2 separate regions of the Homo sapiens genome follow, and region 2 is linked to region 1. Evidence: read pairs that join two places in POLR2A ChIA-PET (ENCODE). Cell type or tissue: GM12878. All regions are shown on one strand. Each heading gives the region's core, and the rest is flanking DNA. Links, peaks and the distances in the headings are about the cores only.

The links. ChIA-PET counts read pairs that join two places held together with the same protein. Peaks named below come from ENCODE experiments on the same cell type or tissue, not always from the same donor. Only the 100,000 strongest peaks of a DNase experiment are listed, where the experiment ranks them.
Region 2: POLR2A ChIA-PET joins it to region 1 with 7 read pairs; 2 of 35 experiments call an interaction of 5 or more read pairs at or near these places.

What each region holds. Positions count from the first base shown.
Region 1 is chr12:94,045,712-94,050,105 of GRCh38, forward strand. LOC105369913 (a long non-coding RNA gene) reads left to right here. Exons shown (of 4, transcript XR_945223.3): 3 at 1,236-1,367; 4 at 2,131-2,327. Among named protein-coding and RNA genes, the nearest start is that of PLXNC1, 100 kb to the right of the region's middle. In GM12878, for the core only: no CTCF peak of the experiment used is centred there; a DNase peak (open chromatin) is centred at 2,230.
Region 2 is chr12:94,519,152-94,523,545 of GRCh38, forward strand. All of the region lies in intron 2 of LOC102724960 (a long non-coding RNA gene), which reads left to right. It also overlaps the pseudogene NSA2P2. Among named protein-coding and RNA genes, the nearest start is that of LNCHR1, 25 kb to the left of the region's middle. RefSeq lists an enhancer at 2,217-2,800. In GM12878, for the core only: no CTCF peak of the experiment used is centred there; no DNase peak of the experiment used is centred there.

The DNA of each region.
Region 1 (4,394 bases), core at 145-4,144:
TCTCATTTTAAAGATATGAAAATAAGGCCAAAAGGGTTTTTTTCCCCTTAAGATTATAAAGTAAATTAGTAGCTGAGTTAAAAAAAAAGAAAGAAAGAAAGAAAAAAGAACATTGGCATTGGAAACTGAAGACTCCACTTTACAAGTCAAACCGCCCTTGAAAAGCCAGTTAATATATCTAGCCTCAGTTTTCTCATTTGTAAAATATCGATAAGGCAGCCTACTTCACAAAACAATTTTGAGGCCTGCATGAAATCAGGTAGGCAAGAGGCCAGCACAGTGCCCAGTCCACAGTAAGCGCTCAGGAAAGGACAGCTTCACTTGAATCCCAGGCTAGTGTTCTTCATTTCCACCATGTTCTCACAGTGAGTGAACCCCTTCACAACATGATACATTACTCTCAACAGATCACTTTTGCACGGGCATGTTTTTGCACTCAGTTTCCTTTATTTTTTTCCTTTTTTTTTTTGAGATGGAGTCTCCCTCTGTCGCCCAGGCTGGAGTGCAGTGGCACGATCTCGGCTCACTACAAGCTCTGCCTCCCGGGTTCACGCCATTCTCCTGCCACAGTCTGCTGAGTAGCTGGTACTACAGGTGCCCACCACCACGCCCGGCTAATTTTTTGCATTTTTTAGTAGAGACGGGGTTTCACCATGTTAGCCAGGATGGTCTTGATCTCCTGACCTCATGATCTGCCCACCTCGGCCTCCCAAAGTGCTGGGATTACAGGCGTGAGCCACGGCACCTGGCCTGCACTCAGTTTCTTATGGCAGGACTACGGGAGACTCATCAAACAATACATGAGTAGAGTCCTGTCTCAGTTCGTTTCTGCTGCTATAACACAATATCCAAGACTGGGTAATTTGCAAAGAACAGAGATTTATTTTCTCACAGTCCTGGAGGCTGGGAAATCCAAGATCAAGGCACCAACACATTCAGTGTCTGCTAAGGGCTACTCTCTGCTTTCAGATGGTGCCTTATTGCTATGTCCTCGTATGGCAGAAGGCAGGACAAAAGGGATCTAGTTAGTTCCCTTGAGCTCTTTTATAAGAGTACTCATCCCATTCGTAACAGGCAGAGCCTTCATGACTTACTCATCTCCTAAAGGCCCCACCTCTTAATGTTATCACATTGGCAGTTAAGTTTCAACATATGAATTTGTTGGGGGGAGGGGAGAGGGAACACATTCAGACCACGGCAGGTCCTAACAACTTATTTGTGAATTCCTGGTTCAGAGCTCAGTGTGCAGCCCACTGTATCAAGTCCTAGACCAGCCAACGAAAGCTGCGTTGAACCTATCCTGCAGCAGAAACACTGGTGAAGAAGCCTGGAGAAACAGAGGCCTGCAGTACCCAGTAACTAACCAGGTAGAAAAGCAGCCATCTGGTGTGTCAGGACTGGGGTGAGTGGGGTGACAGAGAGTTGTGAAGGGAAAGTGGAAGTGGAGGCAGGTGACTACACCTTCAGCTGACCTGAAGTCAGCTGACGTGACTTCAGCTGATGTGATGAAATCCAGCTGGTTTCCCAGGCTGGGATGCCTTTTGCTTTCCACAATAGGAATGGCCAGTAGCTGCCAGCCCGTGGTGGAAAGAAGCAACTGGAGATTGCAAACTCTCCTCTGCTCTCTCAACAGGCAATAGGATATTGGGGTTGCCACTGCAGGTTCTAGGGTCACAAAAACACAGGTTCAAATTCTACCTCTGCCCCTTACCAACTGTGCTACATTGAACATATAACCTGAATTTCTCCCTGCCTTGGTTTCCTCCTCTATGAAATGGGAATAACAACATAGCACTGAGTTATCGAGGTTCAAAAGAAATAATACCTGGGAGGCTCCCTGCATAGTTTTTGGCATAAACCTGGCTTCAATGAGATTAGCAATTGATATCAATTTACACAGTTCTAAATAGAGAAATTTTTCAAAGTAAAAGACTGAGAGATAGGGATACACAAAGGCACACAAAGACAGGTAATTTTGCTTTCTCTGCTTGCCTTTTTGCACTTTGCAAGCAAGAAGGCAGGCAAGATTCGGCTTGTGCTCAGCTTTTATGGCCGCCTCATTTCAAAACAACCTCAGGCTACAGAGATGGAACCTGCAGCTTTCTCAGAAACCAAACTTTTCTGTTTCAGGCTGCACGAATGGAGCATGAGAACACCCTACAGCCTGTTATTTGCTGCATGTTTCTACGGGCACCAGCAAAGCACAACTTCTAGTAATGGGATCAGTAACCCAAGTGACGGAACTGAAAAGGCAAGTCTGAATTTATCTCCATCTGTCATGTTCCAGTGAACAATGAAAGCACAGTAAAGGGAAACGCTGCTTCTTGCATGTTTGTGCCAGTCCTTCCCTGCTAGGTACTATTATTAGCAGCATTAATAAATGCCTCTGACTTGCAGTAAAGGTTCAGAATGCTGGAGAGTTACAGGGCATGCCAAACACATAAACTGCCTGCCCTCAGGGCTGATGGGCACGAAGGCTATAAGATGAAGCCCAAATGGCAGAAACATTCTGACCAGGGAGGAGTGATTGCAGGTGAGGTAGGGAGATTTTTTTTCCAGGGCTGTGCTGGAAATGAAAGAGACAAGCCTTCGCGCCCACTATTTGGCTGCTCATCCTATTCTATTCTTGGGAAATCATTGGAGAGATGAGAGAAGACAAGTGACAGTCCACTTTGAATGTCACCTCTACCATCCTGGAGCCTTGGGAGAAAGCTAAAGATGTGTCCAGCCTTATGGCTAAATAAGGTTAAGCTGGGACAGAGACTGCTCATTGTTCTCCAGAGGCTATACTCTAACTTTTAGAAACACAGCTCTGAGTTAGCAGGGAACTCTTAAGACATGGGACTCCCCAGGGGTGAGCTAGAGACACCCACCCGGGACTCTGTGGCCGTAGGTGTGGTCACAGGATTGGGCTCTGGCCAACGGGTTGAGCACAGAATCGATGAGCACAACTTCCAAATCACAGTGTTTTTGGTGGTGGTGGTTGTTGTTGTTGTTGTTTTAATACAGAAACACCAAGCCTTCCATTCTTACTTTTCCCCTCCCACTGGCTGGAAAATTGGAAGAACTGAAGGAGCCACCTCAGGCCCAGGAAAAAAAACCACATTCTGAAAGTTGCACGTCTATCCAGCCAGCAACCAACCACACCAGCTCTAAACCTCTCACCTTCCTCTGCTCCATTGCATGGAATAAAAGCAAACTTCTCTCCTACTTAAGGCACTCTGTTTTGGAGTCCCTTTCTTATAGAAGCTTATCTGATACCACATTCACAGATGTGGCTTTGAACTTGAGTAAGAGAGAAGTGTCCTGTGTTTGTAAAAGGTTAAAAGTTTATCCACATTGCCTTCCTCTTGTTCCTCTCTCCGTCCCTCACCTGCTGGGCTCTAGCTGGACCGGCCACTTTTCTGTTCTTGAACTCCTTCACTTCTTCCCCACCTCAGAGTCCTTTGCCAGGAACTCTCTGTCTTGTCACTCTTCCCTTGGTTGACTCCTCACCCTCAGTTTACAAGTCACATTCTCAGAGAGACTTTCTTTGACCACCCTATATATATTCATTTTCTATGGTACATAACCAGTGACTGTAAACTTAGCAGCCGAAACACCACAAGTTTTTTTTTTTTTTTTTGAGACAGAGTCTCACCTTGTCGCCCAGGCTGGAGTGCAATGGCACAATCTCGGCTCACTGCAACCTCTGCCTCCTGGGTTCAAGTGATTCTCCTGCCTCAACCTCCCAAGTAACTGGGATTACAGGCGCACACCACCACACCTGGCTAATTTTTGTGTACCTTTAGTAGAGACAGGGTTTCACCATGTTGGTCAGGCTGGTCTTGAACTCCTGCCCTCATGATCTGCCCTCCTCGGCCTCCCAAAGTGCTGGGATTATAGGTGTGAGCCACCGTGCCAGGCCAACACCACAAATTTATTACCTCACGATTTCTGCAGTCAAAAGTATATGCCACATGTTATCTGGGTCTTCATCTCAGGATCTCACAAGCCTGCAGTCAAGGTGTCAACTGGCTGTATTCTCATCTGGAGGCTCAATGGGGAAGGGATCCACTTCCAAGTTTCCTTCTGGCTGTGTCACCAAGGTCCCTGTTCCCTTGCTGGCTGTCAGCTCCTAGAGGCCACTCTTGGCTTTTTGCCACACAGCTCCCTTCAAAGGCAGCTCACAACGATATGGCACCAATCCAATAAGATAGACTCTTATATAATGTAACCTACTCAAGGGTGACTATCTCATCATATTCATGGGCCTGCCCACATTCAAGGGGAAGGGATTGTACAGGGCAGGAAGTGGGTGGAGGGAACCAGCTCTTGGCAGCCATCTTAGAATTCAGCCTAGCACATGGGCAACGACTTCATGACTAAAACACCAAAAGCAATGGCAAAAAAAG
Region 2 (4,394 bases), core at 115-4,114, 470 kb after region 1:
GCTCTTTAAACAATCAGTTCTCATGTCAACTACCAGAGAGAGAACTCACTCATTATCATGGGGATGGCACCAAACCATCCATGAGGGATCAGCCCCCATGATCCAATACCTCCTACCAGACCCCACTTTCAACACTGGGGATTACATTTCAACATAAGATCTGGAAGGGACAAGCATCCAAGCCATATCAGTAACCCAAAAGACTGTTTAGGTAACTGCCTAATTTCTGGATAAGTAAAAATAATTCTCTTGGAAGAGGCATGCTGAACCCAGTTGCTTTTGTATTTTGTTTTGGGGTTTTGTTTCTTTTACTAATTCTGAAAAACATGTTCATGACAAAAACACAGCTAATACCAAAAAGTAAAGAAAAAAATAAAGGACACTCAATTCCACAATTACTACTGTAGATATCAGAAGGTTTTATTCAAGTTTTTTAATGTATATTCATTCTTCTTAGCCTGAGGGCTCATAAAAGCAGAGCCTGAGGCAAGGATTACAGCACTGATACTTTAATTGGGAAGTGCAAGCACAGGGTTGAAAGGAGAAGAGAAAAGGCCAGGCGAGACAAGGAAAGATGCAAACATGATTGTGGGATGTTGATTTTCAACCCTACTTCAGAACTGGGAAGAAAAGGATGGGAATAAGGGAAATCAAAATGCCACAAAACTCACTGCTTTTATTGAAATTCAGCTATTTTTCTTGAATCAACATTCTCTGGTCAATGCTGACAATTGTGCTAGCTTTCTTCTTGTTGCTTTCATGGTGGAGAGAATTTTTGGAGATCCTTACTCTTCCATTTTTCTCTGACATAACTCACACAGTTTTATGCATTTTTTTATTACACATGAGCATTTTCCATATCCTTAAGTATTCTCCAAAAAGATAGAGGTTAATGGATGTATATTATCGATATTTATTTAATCATTCTTCTATATTGAACTTTTACATTATCTTCTAGTTTTCTCCTTATAGATAATACCTTGATACATATTCTTTGACCATATCTTGGATTACTTTCTTGTGCTAAATTGATAGCAATGGAACTACTTACTGAATTAAAGACTATGAACATTTTTAAGCTGTCTGAGTTAGGTAGTAATAGAAAGTTAGGTTGATTACAGAGGAGATCTACCAAAAAAACAACAAAAAAGTAAACTGCAAGTAATAGAAAAACTAACAACTAGGATTTATTACTTACATAACCAAGAAATATGAAGGAAGATAGGGAGATATAATCAAGAAATTAGACTTTTTATTTTTTTGCTCCAACTTCTTCAGAATGTTGACTTTTCATCCAGGTACTTATTTGCCTCTTGGCAGCAAATGTCTCCCAGCATCACACTGTCACACAAAATTCAGGAAGACAGGGGTATATGAAGCCAGGACAGTGAGAGAGGCTCTTTACATACCACTCTTTAGGAAGGAAAATGTTTACCAGAAACCCCCCACAGGAGAATTCTCCTCAGGGCTTATTTCCAAGTACTGAGTCTTGTGGTCATCATTAACTGTTGGGTAGGCTAGGTAAACAAGTATCTGGTCTTTTCCACATTCAATAGTGAAATTAGACAAGATTTGATATAGGTGTTGAATTGGAACTGTATTAGATAGCAAAAGCCACAACAGTGCTGTGTAACAAACCATCCCAGAACTTAGGTGTAAAAAACAGTAAGCATTTATTTCATGTTCACAGTTTGGATTAATTGAAGCCTGTCTGATCTATGTTGGGTTTGGCTAGCCTTGTCTGTGGGAGGGCTCAGGTCTGTTCTATGTGTGATCATTATTGGGTTTTTTTTTTAATTTACTTTTTAAATGTTTACAATTTAATAAATCTCTTCATTGCAGACATGTATGGCTGTTTGGTAGTATTCAGAAACATCACAGCAATGGCAGTTTTTCCAATTGGTGTGTAGTCCTCAATAATTATATATAAAATTGCTGTCAAATCAGTAAGACTGCATTTATGCATGCATCATTTTCAGGATTGTTAGTAACCTGGGCATAATTTCCCCAAATAACTTTGCCTCCTTGCATCACAAGGCCCAATTCGCTCATATTTACTTCAATGACAGTACCTTTGGTAATAACATCGAAAGTTGTATACAGTGGGGACAAGGGGCTCTTCTTTACACCAAGTATTCGTAGGCAAAAGGTGGCTTTCATTTCAGGATGTGTTACATGGGCTTTCTTGAAATGCAAGCCCATTGGCCTGATGAATCTTTCATATTTAGGTGGTTTTCTTGTAAACCCATCTCCAACAAAGCAGACTTTAGTAACCATCCTCTTCCATGCCTTCTTCTTTCTCTTTCCTGTTCGAATAACTTTTAATACTTCTGTTTCTCCCTGGGCACGTACTTTAGGCAGAGGGACTTCCCATTTTCCCACTTTCTCTTTTCGTTTCTGTTTAATCCTATTGGAAAGTACTTTAGCTCGAGATTGTTCCTCTCTGTCCAGCAGATAGGCAGGTACTGCTCCCTGTGGAGTCTTTTCATCATTCTTTTGTTTGATGTTTCTCTTTTCATGCATCTTGATAGTCTTTTCATTTGTATTTTCTCAGCATGGCGCTGTTTATGGTAAAGCTTAGCCTTCAGACCAATCATTTTCTTTCCCTTCTTTGAACATTCATGAGCCTCTCGACTTTCCTTCTTTCCCTTTTTCTCATGGTAATCCAAATGGTATCCATAGTGTTTACAGTGTAATTCAATATATTCGTTCTGTGGCATGGTGACAGCCACAGAGCTGCCAGGAGCAGTCCCTGGGGTGCGAAAACGCTCTCCATTTTTGGGTCTCAGAGACCCACGAGCCCACGCCGCACAGGCCGGGACAGGAAAGCATTATTGGTTTTGTTTTTACTTTTTATTTTAAAACAAAATATAAATAAAGAAAACAGCTGGGTATGGTGGCTCACACCTGTAATCCTAGCTACTTGGGAGGCTGAGGCAGGAGAATCGCTTGAACCCCAGAGGTGGAGGTTGCAGTGAGCTCAGATAGCAACACTGCACTCCAGCCTGGGTGACAGAACAAGACTCTGTCTCAAAAAGAAAAAGAAAGAGAAGAAAAAAGAAAAAAAAAAAAGAGAGAGAGAGAGACAGTGTCTCCCTCTGTTGCCCAGGCTGGAGTGCAGGAACACAATCATAGCTCACTATAACCTCAAACTCATAGGCTCATGTGATCCTCTCCTCTTGGCCTCCCAAGTAGGTGGGACTACAGGTGCACACCACTATATCCAGTTATTTTTATTTTTTTATAGGGATGGGGTCTCCCTATGCTGCTCAGGCTGGTCTCGAACTCTGAGCTCAAACAATCCTCCCACCTCAGCCTTCCAAATAATTAAGATTACAGGTGTGAGCCACCACACCTGGCCTCCGTCATCTGCTAGTGGTTACCCAGTAGTATAGTTTATATAGGAAAGTCAGGATAACGCCCAATTCCTTTCCTTTATTTATCCATTTTTTGAAATAATGAATTAATTGTTATCCTTCAAAGGAGACCAATTTTTTATTACTATGAATTCAGAAATGTAAATATATTCGATGTATTTCAGTTCATTCCAATTCTTGTCCTTATTGAAGCTAAAATTGTCTGATTTGTGGCCACTAGGAATCTCTTCAAGTTGACGCCTGAGTCATTTTGAAATGACCCTAGTAGTTGATAGAGTCCTTGCTATCTGGTATTACAAAATGTTCTAGGTTAAGTTTGTACTTTTTTTGGTTTGTTTTTTGTTTTTTTGGGTTTTTCTTTTTTTTTTTTTTTTTGAGACAGAGTCTCACTCTGTCACCCAAGCTGGAGTGTAATGGCATGATCTCAGCTCGCTGCAGCCTCTGCCTCCTGGGTTCAAGCGATTCTCCTGCCTCAACCTCCTGGGTAGCTGGGACTACAGGTGCGCACCACTACGCCCAGCTAATTTTCATATTTTTAGTAGAGACAGGGTTTCACCATGTTGGCAAGGTGGGTCTCGAACTCCTGACTTAAGTGATCCTCCCGCCTTGGCCTCCCAAAGTGCTGGGATTACAAGCGTGAGCCACCATGCCCAGCCTAGTTTGTACTTTTTTTTGCCACAGGTTTGGAATCAGTCATTTATCCAAGAAGCTCTGGTTTTCTTTTAGTGAAAAGTGTAATTTCTTTATCACAAGCTGGGCTCCAGGGATGCCCTATGTTACTTGGTAGACTTGTCAATATATGGGGGCTATTTTAGTAAACAGAACTAGAGAATATATTTTGAAGGTAAAAAACATTTCATGACTTGACAGCGATATTTCTAATTCACACTCAAGTCTACAGTGCTATGCCTTAACATTTTTTTTGTTTGTGTTTCTTATAGAGAGAGTGTCTCGCTATGTTGCCCTGGCTGGTCTTGAACTCCTGAGCTCAAATAATCCTCTCGCCTCAGCCTCCCA